Regions from separate parts of the Homo sapiens genome. Here regions 1 and 3 are each linked to region 2. The links are chromatin contacts, found by Hi-C or POLR2A ChIA-PET in ENCODE. All regions are on one chromosome and are shown on one strand. The core of a region is the stretch at or near the end of the contact, and the rest is flanking DNA. Distances in the headings are between cores, read along the strand shown. Region 1 holds the start of RFTN2 (raftlin family member 2). Region 2 holds the start of COQ10B (coenzyme Q10B). Region 3 overlaps ANKRD44 (ankyrin repeat domain 44).

What was found. Hi-C counts contacts between places; a loop is a spot of excess contacts on that map. ChIA-PET counts read pairs that join two places held with the same protein, here RNA polymerase II (POLR2A). Pooled maps may share reads with other maps.
Region 1: a map of ascending aorta shows a loop between it and region 2 (1.9-fold over the local background). The contact joins the promoter of RFTN2 here to the promoter of COQ10B in region 2. A Hi-C loop is called at or near these places in 1 of 168 maps with a recorded cell type or tissue (ascending aorta) and 3 of 50 pooled maps. POLR2A ChIA-PET finds 5 or more read pairs at or near these places in 2 of 52 experiments (PC-3 and WTC11).
Region 3: a loop to region 2 is called in a pooled map, with 3 times the contacts of the local background. The contact joins the enhancer-like site here to the promoter of COQ10B in region 2. A Hi-C loop is called at or near these places in 6 of 50 pooled maps. POLR2A ChIA-PET finds 5 or more read pairs at or near these places in 4 of 52 experiments (AG04450, CD8-positive, alpha-beta memory T cell, MCF 10A and 1 more).

The regions. Positions count from the first base shown.
Region 1 is chr2:197,673,885-197,678,296 of GRCh38, reverse strand. RFTN2 (raftlin family member 2) reads left to right here and starts at 2,710. Exons shown (of 9, transcript NM_144629.3): 1 at 2,710-2,977. The coding sequence starts at 2,839.
Region 2 is chr2:197,451,817-197,456,485 of GRCh38, reverse strand. COQ10B (coenzyme Q10B) reads right to left here and starts at 2,934. Exons shown (of 5, transcript NM_025147.5): 1 at 2,822-2,934. The coding sequence starts at 2,925. RefSeq lists enhancers at 2,412-2,461, 2,662-2,711, 2,732-3,211, 2,656-3,272, 3,332-3,401 and 1 more.
Region 3 is chr2:197,252,849-197,257,091 of GRCh38, reverse strand. The region is part of intron 1 of ANKRD44 (ankyrin repeat domain 44); the gene reads left to right. All of the region lies in intron 5 of ANKRD44-IT1 (ANKRD44 intronic transcript 1), which reads left to right. Among named protein-coding and RNA genes, the nearest start is that of ANKRD44-IT1, 48 kb to the left of the region's middle. RefSeq lists enhancers at 81-380, 497-1,153. Within about 2 kb of position 1,376, at least 25 of the 41 ENCODE cell types and tissues checked have a DNase peak (open chromatin) inside an H3K27ac peak, as active enhancers do.

The sequences.
Region 1 (4,412 bases), core at 1,461-3,960, 220 kb before region 2:
GTTGCCTACAAAATAAAGTCCAAATTCCCTTTGTATGGTAGACAAGTTCATTACAGCTTACCCCTTGCCTCCCTTACAGCTTAGTCTTTTCTCACTTTTTATGTTCTAGTAATTGTCAACTGTTTCGTGTTCCTTCGACATGCCATACTCTTTCATGATTCCATGATTTTGCTCATGCTTTTCTCTTCTGGCACATGCTACCCACCTTTCTTTATCACCTTAAAAATATTTATCCTTGAGGACAACTCAGACATCATCCTCCAGGCTGAGTTAGAGGCCCCATCTTGAGTTTCTATAGCATCTTTTGCATACTTTTATTTCAGCATCTACCAAATTACATTGAAATTATCTGCAGATAAGTTTGTATTCCCCATTACACTATAAGTTTCTTTAGGGCAGAGGGCATGTTTAATTATCTTTTGTACCAGCACCTAGTTCAGTGGCTGGAATATAGCATGCATTTAATAAATATAATGGGTACTTAAATAATCTTCCAGGCACTTCAGTAGATGCTAGTGACCTTCAAAGATTCCATTTCTGCCATACAGGACCTCACAGCCCACCATACCAAAGAGGATACGGAAAATGACAGGCATGAAAGTACTGTGAACAGTCAGATGAGTCACACTGGGTCAGAGTTGGCTGTCTTTTTAGTCAAATTGCTTACCACCGACAGTGCTCATCCTGGAGCATGAAAGACTGTGGAATTTTTCTCTAAGACTTTTCTGAGAAATAAAACATTTAAAGGCAAGGAGGCAGTAGGAAAAGAAAAAAGGTAATAGTGATCTATAAAATAAAGGATCCATCCCCCTTTTGAGAGTTTTCATGCTCAGGCTTCAATGTGATTGAAAAAATTTTTCAGGCTTGTATTCTCTAGAATCTCAACTGTGATAAGGGTTTATTTTGTAAATAATGGAAGCAGTGGCAGAATCACTTCCTTCCTATTCCTACTCCCAACCTGTTTTATAACGTACACGCATCAACAAATGTATTTTGTGCTATTAGCCAGGCCTAGTGTTAACATATGAGATAAGATTATCTCATTCAGCCTTCATAACAAGCCTATGTAGTAAGTACCATTTACAGGGGAGGAAGTTGAAACTTGAAGAGGTCAAGTAACTTGCCCAAGATTACATCTCTAGTAGGCCTAAGAAGCAGGATTTGAACCCAGGCAGCCTGATTCCAGGGCTCACAGTTTTGATGAGCGCACCATACTTCCTGACCTGTAAAGGGTAAAATACAATAAACGTTCATTACAATTGGTCCATTATAAATTATTCTTGACCTCCGGTAAATGGCAGTTTATAAGACTGAATGGCCCTGGTGCAGTGACTCACACCTGTAATCCCAGTACTTTGGGAAGCCGATCCAGAAGGATCACTTTAGCTGAGGATTTCAAAACCAGCCTGGGTGACATAGTGAGACCCTATCTCCACAAAAAAATACAAAAATGAGCCAGATGTGGTTGCATGTGATTCTGCCACTGCTTCCATTATTTACAAAATAAACCCTTATCACAGTTGAGATTCTAGAGAATACAAGCCTGAAAAATTTTTTCAATCACATTGAAGCCTGTGGTCTCAGCTACTTGGGAAGCTGAGGTGGGAAGATGGCTTGAGCCCGGGAGGTCGAGGCTGAAGTGAACCATGATTTTGCCACTGCACTCTAGCCTAGGTGACAGGCAAGACCACATCTCAAAAAAAAAAAAATTAAATGAATCAAGTTGTCAGTTTTGTTTTATTTTTTAATTAAGGATACTTTGAGACCTATAGAAGTATTAGTTGCTATCATAAGCCTTCTAATAGTAGAGTGTTTTAAACTATTTAAGGATGTTGGGGAAACTAATTACACACATAACTGTCTCTCCTTTGCAATTAAGTAAAGTCTTTTTTATAAAAATATTTTAATATAAATTTTTTATACTTTGCTGTTTTAATTAGCATATGATTTTTTCCAACAGAAAGAAACTTCATATGGAAAGAAATCCTCAAAAGTACTAACTAAAGACTTAAAGGGCTGTTTTTTTAAACTTTACTTTCCTCCTTTTAGACTCCAGAAATAGTTTCCTCATAAAGCTGACTTCCTTTCTGGAAATGATTTTTGTTTCTAAATATGTTGAGAATCCACTCTTTTCATTTTTCTCTTTCTTTCTTTCTCTCTCTCTCTTTCACTCTCTCTCTCTCTTTTTCCCTCTCTCTCTCTGTCTCTCTCTCCACCCCCCTACTGCCTCTCTCTCTCTCTCTCCTTTTTCTTTCTTGGTAGTAGTTGAGAGGAAGGAGGGTAGGCGCAGGACAGAGAGGAGAGGGAAAACAGAAAAAGAATTGTGTGCCACTATGTCTGAATATATCTTCTACTTGTAGATAATTACATCCAAGTTGCCCTTTTGCCTTTTTATTTCCGTTTTTGGACACCTCTTTTTATCATCCAGCCAACTGGAATAGACAAAGCACCGCTGGTGCCCTGAGCGACAGAACTCTGGTAGGGGGCTGGCTGTAAATTGACGTGGCATGGAAATTCTCCGCTAAGTTGTAGCAGCTTGCATGTTTCTCTAAGATCAAGCCCAGCCTCCTGGAGCTGTAGCTTAATCATGGGTTCAATGACTTTACAGAAAAATGGATAGAAAAATTCTTCAACTCCTTTCTTTGGACCCAGATGGTTTTTTTTGGGTTTTTTTTTTTTTTTTGGTTTTTGCTTTTTTTTTTTTTTTTGGTTATCTATAGTTTAGCTGAAAACAAAATCAAAGCAGTTAAGTCTGTAACTTTCTTTTTGCAGCTTAAACAACAGAATTTGCTGCTCTCCCTCCCCTTTCCTGCAATTTAATTCCTTACAGATTTTGCCATGGGGTGCGGACTTAGAAAGCTAGAAGACCCTGATGATAGCAGCCCTGGAAAAATATTTTCTACCCTGAAGAGACCGCAAGTGGAAACAAAGACAGAATTTGCTTACGAATATGTATTGCTGGATTTTACTCTACAAGGTACTTTTTGCTTCTATTTTGTTTGTTAAATGTTTCAGAGATGAGACTACTAGTCATTTTTAAGTGTTGACTTAATAAATTTTTAAACTGTTCTTCATAATGAGATTGTATATTCAAACAATAATGCTTCGCTTCTTAATTATACTTTGTAAGATTTTTGTTTTGTTGATTGCTTCGTATTTTGGTAACATGGCTCATATGTACCTTCTAAAATTAGGGAAATTGCTTGGAAATACTTCTTTCATTTTTAAATCAAATACTTATTTATAGAAGGATTTATGAAAAATGCTTGATTTCCAGGACAAATAGCTATATAGCCTTAGTGACAGTTTGTATTTTGAAAAAGATTTGAAAATCACAATAAGGTATTATGTAGTAAATATTACTTGCATCATATCGTGGAAGAGTGTTTGCTAAGACAATTCTGAGGCTTCCAATTGTGTTAGACTCTGTGATTATGGTAGTCATTTGATATTTTTGACCAAACTAAACTATAAGTTTTGAAAATGTAGTTAAAAAAAAAAAAAAGATAGCCTTCTGTAAGACACTTCCTTTGCTCAGTGCCCTGTCCCTAACAGAGAAACTCTCTGTTCCAGAAAGTTGGAAACACAAATAAACAAGCCCAGATGGCAGCTCTGTGGAAGGAATCGAGGTGGCTCGATTTCACAAATACTTTGCCTCATTTCTTTTGGAAACTTTAGAGTACTGTACAACTGCACAGACAAAGCAGCTTTTTAAAAAAGCTATATCTTTAATTATGAAGTAGTAAAAATGAAATTTAGAGTGCTTTGCTTGCTGTTAAAGTTATCAGATATTAGTAAAATTCTTATTATAGTTATATTTTTAATTCTAATGAGCCACACATTTTATCAATTCACAAAAAGTTTATACTAAATTATCATGTTGAATATTATCTTAATTTTTTTCCAAATTTTTTGTTTACACACATTCTTTTCTTTTTTTTTTTTTTTTTTTTTTTTGCTTTGCTCTAGAAACAGTGCATCTTTGTGCAAGAAGCAAGAGCAGCCCATTTTTCTTTGTCAAAAATTAAGCTGGCCAGCAAACAAACTCCCTTCCAGGGACATACACAAAATCTGTACATAGACTTTTAACATGTTCATATCCTATTTTTGTTTAAAGCTAAGGCTACCAAAAGAAAAAAATTAATATTCTTAATTTCTTAATTTTCTTTTAAATTATGAATGTTAAAAATGGATTAAGATAATAGCAATTATCAGAGAAGTAACCAAACAACCGTTTGAATTTTTTCTATACTTTTTCAAAAACCTTCATTTGAGAAAATATTTGTAATGTGGTGCTATGTTCACACCATTGATTTTCCTCATCAATTTTTTTTTAGGACTCGTTTCTGTACATCCATAGGAGACAGACACATACTCTCCTTAACCTTGAAACACTGTGTATTCATGAATTT
Region 2 (4,669 bases), core at 1,685-4,184:
GCAAGATCAACTTTTTTTTTTTTGAGATGGAGTCTCGCTCTGCCGCCAGGCTGGAGTGCAGCGGTGCTATCTCGGCTCACTGCAACCTCTGCCTTCCAGTTCAAGCGATTCTCCTGCCTCAGCCTCCCGAGTAGCTGGCACTACAGGCGCCCGCCACCACACCCAGGTAATTTTTGTATTTTTAGTAGAGATGGGGGTTTCACCATGTTGGCCAGGATGGTCTTGATCTCTTGACCTTGTGATCCGCCCACCTTGGCCTCCCAAAGTGCTGGGATTACAGGCATAAGCCACCGTGCCTGGCCAAGATCAACTTTTTTTAGCTTCCACATATGAGAGAGGACTCGTCATGTGTAACTTTCTGTTCCTGGCTTATTTCATTTAACATAATGCCCTCCAAGTCCATCCACGTTGCTGCAAATGACAGAATTTCATTCTTTTTTATGGCTGAATAGTATTCCCATCGTGTATTAATATATACACCACATTTTCTTTATCCATTCTTCTGTTTTATTGTTGTTGTTGTGTTTGAGTCAGGGTCTCACTCCATCACCCACGCTGGAGTGCAGTGGTATAGTCATGACACACCGCAGCCTCCACTGCCTGGGCTCAGGTGATTCTCCCACCCCAAGTCCCAATGAGCTGGGACCACAGGCATGCGCCACCAAGCCCTGCCAATTTTTTACTTATTTGTAGAAACAAGGTCTTGCTATGTTGCCCAAGCTGGTCTCAAACTCCTGATTTCAAGTGATCCTCCTGCCTCAGCCTCCCAAAGTGTTGGGATTACAGGTGTGAGTCACTGTGTCCGGCCTTGTTTATTTTTTGAGACAGGGTCTGGTTCTGTTGCCCAGGAATGAGTGCAGTGGCCCAAACAAGGCTCACTGCAGCCTCAACCTCCTGGGTTCAAGTGATCCTCCCATCTCAGCCTCCTGAGCAGCTAGAACCACAAGCTTGCACTAACACATAGCCAGCTAATTTTTCTGTATATGTGTATGTGTATACACACACACACATTTTTTTTTCTTTTTTTTGGTAGAGACAAGGTTTTGCCATGTTGTCCACGCTGGTTTCATGAGCTCAGGCAATCCTCCCGCCTCAGCCTCCCAAAGTGTTGGAATTACAGGCATAAGCCACTGCGCCCAGTACCATTCATCTGTTGTTGGACACCTACGTTGATTCTGTATCTTAACTACTGTGAACAGTGCTGAAACCTTTACTTGAAAAAAGATGAGACCTTTGCTTCTAAAGAGGTGAATTGGGTATCTGGTTGACTTTTTACTATATATAAAGGTTCATGTATTTACTGGGAGGCAATACATGAACCTTTGTACCAGGTTCATGTATTGCCTCCCAGCCTACCCAAAAAAATACCCTTACACAATCTGATTACAAGCCTAAGGAAAACACCAGTGTTTAAAGCAAACTAACAGGACATTTTCTGATCAATCTGCATGCTATAGTTACAGTGGCCTGGACAGCACATCTATTTTCATGCACTGCCAGGAATACTATGTCTTAAACTACGATATGAAGATACACACATTCATATATACAGTTAAACCATGAAATGAATACTGGACAACTGGACCACATGGAGAACAGCTTTTTTGTCACTCGTCTTCCAGTACCACTCTCTCATATACTTAAGTATAATAAAGGTCAGAATCTGATGCTTAACATTGGAAATGAACGCAAACTGCCGCCCTCATTATCATAAACAGTATTTATCTTGGAACTGAAGCCTCAATTTGATCATTAAAGCAACTGTATTTTTCTCAAAAGTAAGTGTTATTTGCAAGACAACATTTTATAAGAGTAATACAAACAGATCTCAAGTATGATGGCGTTATTCTGCTTGAAACTACTTTTTGAGGTTATTTCCTAAAGCAGGAGTAATTTTATGATTTTGTTTGTCTCATCCAACATTTGTCTAAAGGGATTTGGATTTGGTAAGGTTGTTGGTGTTTTTAAAAATTCTTCATTGAATCTTTTTTTAAAAAAATTATTTCCTTGTTTCCAGTAGGGTCGGATCTTCATTTAATCTAAATGTCCTGGGGCTCAACTAGATTTGTGTTTTCTCTCCCCACCTCGTATTTTGTACACCTGAATTCATTTTAAACACACTAACTTTAATTTTCAAGAATATTACAATGTTATTAGTAAAAGGAAACTAAGTCGTACAAGTATGGTATCCGTGTCCCGACCTCCATCTCCACCCCCACCTACCAAAAAATGAACCAACCAGGAAAATCGAAAGCTGACTATGCTTCAAGGTTACAGGACCTGTAAGTTACAGCAGAGTGAAAAAATCCAAGTCCCTTATGCTGGCTGTATTTAGTTTTGTAAACACTAAATGGCGAGGGCAAAGCACTCTTTCAGAAATTGGGAAAACGCATCTGACCATCTGGCAGGTAGAAGGAACCGGAGAAGGGGGCTCACCGCCAAACACAAACTCCCATACAGCCAGCAGCCGGCAACCCTTCTGCGCAAAGTTAAAACTTTCCAACAGCAGTAGCAACAAGCCATAGGGGAGGAGACCGGAAGAGCCCAAAGGCACCAATGGCCAAATTGCTTCCAAAGTCGCTTCGCCGATGATTCACCGCCTCTCACGAGGCAAACGAGCCACGAACACAGCCTTGGGCCCAAGGTGATGCGCGCCGCTCTTGAGTCCCTCAGATGCCAAACGCAAAAAAAAGCCTTCTCCTCTAAAGACACGGAAATGCACCGAGTCCGGCTCTGCCTCACCCCCAAATCCTTCCGGTCCCCCAACTCGGCAGCCAAAATCGAAAACTACTCTCGTCTCAGCGCCCCCGCTGTTGATTACCTGCCATTCCGCACGGGCGCCTGCGCCCCGGCCGCTGTCGCCGACTTCGGACGGCATCCCGAGACTACCCTTCTCAAGGCCGTATGACCAGTCCGAGCTGCCATGATAGACTCTCCGAAGCCGGTCGTCACCTCCCGGACCAGCCCTGCAGCACCGCCCTCCTCTGGTCGGGCCCGGAGCCCGGCTCCGGTCTCTTCCAGCCAATGGACTGGCCGCCTGCGCAGCCTGACACGCCCCTTCTTCCCTTCCGGGTTGCACGTCGCTGACACACGCTGACCGTAAACGTTCCCGTCAGCCTGTCGGCCAATCGGAGCTGCGGGCCCGCCAGGACACACCTCTCTCTCCTGACCGACCAATCGCTTTTCCCGTGCGCTCGCGCAATTTGCGTAATACTCAGTGACTGCTCAGTCCACGCCCCGCGCAGGAGCTGTTCCTGGATTAACCAACTGCCTGGTTCTCCTGGGGTCCGCTTCCGGGAGGCTAGTCAGTGAGCCCCACCCCCCCGGGGGCTGCGGGAAGCCCCAGGGCTTGAGTGTTAATTCTGTAACTGTCCGAACCCGTGAGTGCGGAGCCAGACAGGCCACCACTCCTGGCTGCGAAGCCTGGCTGTCAGCGTCCTGCTTGTTAATGATTGTCTAATACAATGCCTGCCTTGCCTATCTCACGGGGTAATTGTGAGGGCAACATAAGGTCCTGTCATTAGGAAAGACTCAGTTATCCAGCAGCAGTTCCGTCTGCCTTCTTCCTGCGTGTCCCACATTTTAATTGGTGTTCTCGTATGATTTGGGTTTCCCTTATTCCATACTAATCAGACGACTTCGCTTTGATTTACTTGTTTTGGTGATCAGTCATCAAGTCCAGACTTCTTGTTCCCTCAGTTTGTTTTCAGGTCTTTACTTAAGGTTTGTGCACCAATAGTTTTCCTGCAAACTGTAAAGTGAGGATGACAATACTACCTATTTAATATAGTTTGGGTGTAAATGAGATTGTTGATTAAATGTAGTCAGATATTTGTGTGGCACCTACTAGATGCTGGAGAAGTGAGCAAAAGTCTTCACTGTCACAGAGCTTATATCCTAGTGGGGGAAAGAAACCAATTAGTATATAGTGCAATGGCAGCTTGTTATATGTCCCATAGACTAAACAGTACAGCAGGGTAAGGAGATGAAGAGGGAGGAATATGGTAGGGTGCTGTTTTATATAGGGTGGTTAGGAGGGGCTCTAAGAGGATGACACTGAACAAAGGCCTAAAATGAAGTGAGGAAGTGAACTCTGATTACTTGGGAGAAAATGGGCCGGGCGCGGTGGCTCACGCCTGTAATCCCAGCACTTTGGGAGGCCGAGGCGGGCGGATCACGAGGTCAGGAGATCGAGACCATCCTGGCTAACACGGTGAAACCCCGTCTCTACTAAAAATACAAAAAATTAGCCGGGCGAGGTGGCGGGCGCCTGTAGTCCCAGCTACTCAGGAGGCTGAGGCAGGAGAATGGCGTGAACCCCAGGGGGCGGAGCCTGCAGTGAGCCGAGATTGCGCCACTGCACTCCAGCCTGGGCGACAGCGAGACTCCGTCTCAAAAAAAAAAAAAAAAAAAAAAAAAGAAAAAAGAAAAAGAAAATGACTTTCAGGTGTATGGAACAGCAAGTGCAGAGGCCCCAGGCAGGAACAATCTTGGCATGCTTTAGGAAGAGCAAGGAGTTTGGAGCACAGTGAGAGGAGGAAAGTGGTAGGAAATAAGGTCAGCGAGGTAGGCAGAGCTTAGTGCCACGGAAGCCATAGTATGCTACCAATTTTTTATTGTATTCTAAGCGTGAAGGAAAGCCATTAGAGTTTGAGTGCAGAACAGTTAC
Region 3 (4,243 bases), core at 127-2,626, 200 kb after region 2:
AGTGCTTTCTTCTTGGGGATTGGATTGGTGTTTTCACCTATTCTTCCATTTTTTTTTTGAAGATGAGCTGCTTGTAGAGGTTTGGAGACATCAACTGACTTCTCTCTTTTCTGTACCTCCTGAGGCACCCAAAGCATGAATACAGTTTTTTTCTTCTTCCTCTCTCTTTATAGACTTGGTCTTTGATCTGTGATCTATGAGAAGGCTGAAGCCCCCTTACAGGACAGTTTACAATTTACTGGGAGTACATGGAAGTCCTGGACTAGGGTGATGTGGCTGCCTCCCATTGCACAGGAGCGATTAGCTTAGGATACGAGCCTCTTGACTTGTTTATACACAGGGCCTTACATCCTCCCCTTTTGTATGCCATTTTCTGAAACACCAAGGCCTTTGTTTTAAATCTATTCTAAGGGGGATTAATGTATTTGTATATACATGAAGCCTTCTTGGGAAAGAATCTTAGAAGTGTATTTTTTAAAAATTCAAGCCTGAAAAGTAGATGTTTAACTTCAGGTTCATGACATATTTTTTTTCCTGTTCATCTGTCTCAATTTGATTTATTTCCTGGTGTAAAGACAAATGCACTTTGGTTTTGTTACTTTGATGTAGATAACTTGTGTTCAAGTTGTCTTTTGGCTCTGTGTGCTTACATTTACTTTTTATAAAGCCGTTGGTATATGGAGAACATCTAAATTTTGGAGCATTAAAGTTGAAAGGCCTTTCAAAGACACATAGTCAGAAACACATCATAGAACAGCAGGAATCTTTTGTACTCATGCTCCTGACAGTTAGGGATCTAGTTTTAACTGTTGTCAAGTTTAGACACCTAGTGATTTAGAAATGAGCCTGGTCCACTGTTGGACAGTCACTAGAAACTAGTTCATTATCTGAAATCTTTCCCTTTTTAATTGCTTAGGTCTTAGTGTTCTGCCATCTAGAGCATTAAATGAAAATGGTTTGAATCCAATGATACTATAAGCTTTGAAAAGAGGCTCAAATTACAGATCAATCACACATTTTCTCACAAACCACATATACAAAAGACAGCCCCTGTTAAGAAAGTATAAATTCAGAGTATCTTAAGAATCCCCTCCAAACAATTTTCTAAAGTTAGACCAGATAGATTAAGATTCCTTATTTTTAAACTGCACCCAGGCATTACGCTTTTCAAAGGCTCCTGCAATGTACAGCACAGATGCGTGATTAAACATTTCTTTATTTGGTGAACGTCTTACATGAAGCGCAGGGTCCTTCCTGCTCTGGCTTTCATTATCTGACTCCAGGAGCGTCGTTGCCTTTGTCAGGGCTCCAGCCCTACTGGCTCTGGCTGGCTTGTCCTGGCCGCTGTGTAGCTGCCTTCGATGGGGCAGCCTGGCTGGGGAAACCCAGGGGGCCGCCTCTTACCACACTGTCAGTGGCAACAGCAAAGCATGTAACAGCCTAGAAAAAAGGAAGTTCACAGGCAGGCCTGTAGTTCTTCTTTTGTTTTGGGGCCATAACTTACAATTTACAGATTCTCAATTCCAAAACTATGATGTTTAATGCAAGTCATGTTAGGTTTATTCCTTCTTGCTAGAAAAGAAGGGATACCTAGCTTATATCCAAATAGGAGCTTGCACGGTTGTTAATTTGGTTTTTCTTTCAGAGTTGGGGTGTGCCCACAGCAAGTGATTTATCTCTTGGTGAATAAGGCCCCAGGCTGCTCTATTGTGCCTGCCTTTTTTTGTCACTTAGCTTGTGTTTCTCACATGAGTGTTCTGTGTATGCTGAGGTGACTACTCAGGAAGCTGAGCTTCCAAATGATGGGAGCCCAGCCCCAGGAAGCGTAACCCCATAGACAGGGCTCTGTGAGGAACAGGCAGCATTCCCATCCTACCTCTGGTGTCTGCTTCTCTCTGAGTGTCTTCTTCATTCCTTCCTTTTCTAAAGACCGCCTTTCCAACTTCTTGGACCATAGTTGTGGAACATATGGCTACAGGTTCAGCCAAAGAGAGACTGACCCTCACTCTTCATCTCCTTCTCACATTCTCTGGACAGGGAATCTCCTTGGCTGCCCTGAGCTGAATACTTCTCTGGTTCAGTTAACTATTGCCTTGGGCCTCAGGGCAGCACCTTGGACAAATAACTCTTAGGAACTTGATTTGTAGATGTGTTTCACGGATGGAAGGAGAGCATTTTGGAAAAGGCAGTTAATCTGATAGGTGTGCACCCCTCTGGGGACATGATGAAGTGCCACAGTACAACTAGTACATACGCCTAGAGTATCAATTTCCCCTTTAGTTTTAGAAGAAACATGATTTTGATGTTAAAGCAAATATATATATATGTGTGTGTGTGTGTATGTATGTGTGTCTATACACACATATACACACACAGTAAGGTGGAACATACTCCTACAGTATCAATTTCCCCCCTACTTTTAGAGGAAACATGATTTTAATATTAAAGCAAATATATATATGTGTGTGTGTGTGTGTGTGTGTGTGTGTGTGTATGCATGTATGTGTGTCTATACACATATACACACACACTAAGGTAGAACATTTGCAAGAATTTTAAAGATAACCATAAGGGAGAATAATTAATTTTGTATTTAAGAGATGCTCCTCCGCTGTTAGGACACTTTGGTAGGATAGTTCAGAAAGTACTGACATTTCTGGCCAATTACAGGCTGGAGTTGGAAGTTTTTTTTGTTGTTGTTGTTTTTTAAGATGGAGCCTTGCTCTATTGCTCAGGCTGGAGTGTAGTGGCGCTTTCTCAGCTCACTGCAGCCTCCGCCTCCCAGGTTCTCCTGCCTCAGCCTCCCGAGCAGCTGGGATTACAGGCACCCACCGCCACGCCCGGCTAATTTTTGTATTTTTAGTAGAGATAGGGTTTCGCCATGTTGGTCGGGCTGGTCTCAAACTCCTGACCTCAGGTGATCTGCCCGCCTTGGCCTCCCAAAGTGCTGGGATTATAGGCGTGAGCCACCGTGCCTCGTCTTGGAGTTGGAAGTTTAGCATGATACCATGTTGAGTTATTGAGTATTTTTCTTGTTTTAGTTACGTGAGGCCAGAAGATTCACTGCTTGTGTATTACAGAATTGTGTACAGAATACTCCCATTGTGGGTGGCTGGGCTAAGAAACGTTAGTGTAATCTTTCAAGAACCCTGTGCGGATTATGAGTGTGTTTCTGGAATAAGGCAGAATAATGAGATTTAGCCAGTGTTGGAGGCATCAGTGGGCTTGTAAATAGTTAACTCTTTCACTTGCAGCCCACATAGAGTCGCCTGTCTGTATCTCCTCATAGCCCACTTCACATAGTATGACTTTGTTTTTCTGGGCCACAGAAAGAAGACAAAACTAACTGCAGAGCTTTCTCTTTACCTAGGTGAGATTCCAGCAGAAGTACTTTTCTGTGATTTAAACACCTACATGGGAATATCTTGGAGAGTTAGGAAAGAATTGACATATGGAGATGTCTACATTAATATCTTTCTGGTCTCAAGTTCTTACAGGTTTCTTTTTATATGTATATTCTACATATATATGCAATAAATATATATAGCATAATTCATATTAGTAGAATAATGCAGAAATCAACATTATTGAAGACATTATTAAACCACCTACTATTTTTATTGACGTATGTGGAATATGTACGTGTGTGTGTAGATAATATATAGCAGTAGGATAATGTGGACATTGACATTATTGAATACATTAATAAACTATCCACTATGTTTATTGATATCCTAGAATAAGATTCTAATAATCTTAATGACTGAGATAATGTCAGTCTCCTAACTGACAGTGAGAAGAATTCAAAAGCCATCAGTAGATAAATTGGGAATGCCACCAGGTTTTTTAATGACCCCCTTTTAATTTTCCCTGAAGTATAAAAATCATTTCCTCAAGACGTTAAAGAAAAGCTTGAAAAAATAAAATTACTCATGGTTGTACCATCGTTATACAGGAGCTGTTTTTTTGACTTTTATTTTTCTGAATAAACAAACAAAACCACTATCACAGCAACAAAATCTTTGTAATAGGACTAAGAATTCCTGAATACTTCAGGGAACATCCTGAGGATAAATTAGACTTATGAGTATTGATAGTGGATGCCACGTGATCTGTGCCTACGGTCAGCTTACAAAGAGCTTTTAAAGCAGTCAGGTACTATAAAAAGTCAAAAATATTTGTTTCTGGCCTCTACTCTTTTTTAGGTAAAGGATTAATTAAGGGTGTAAATTATCTTTCAGAA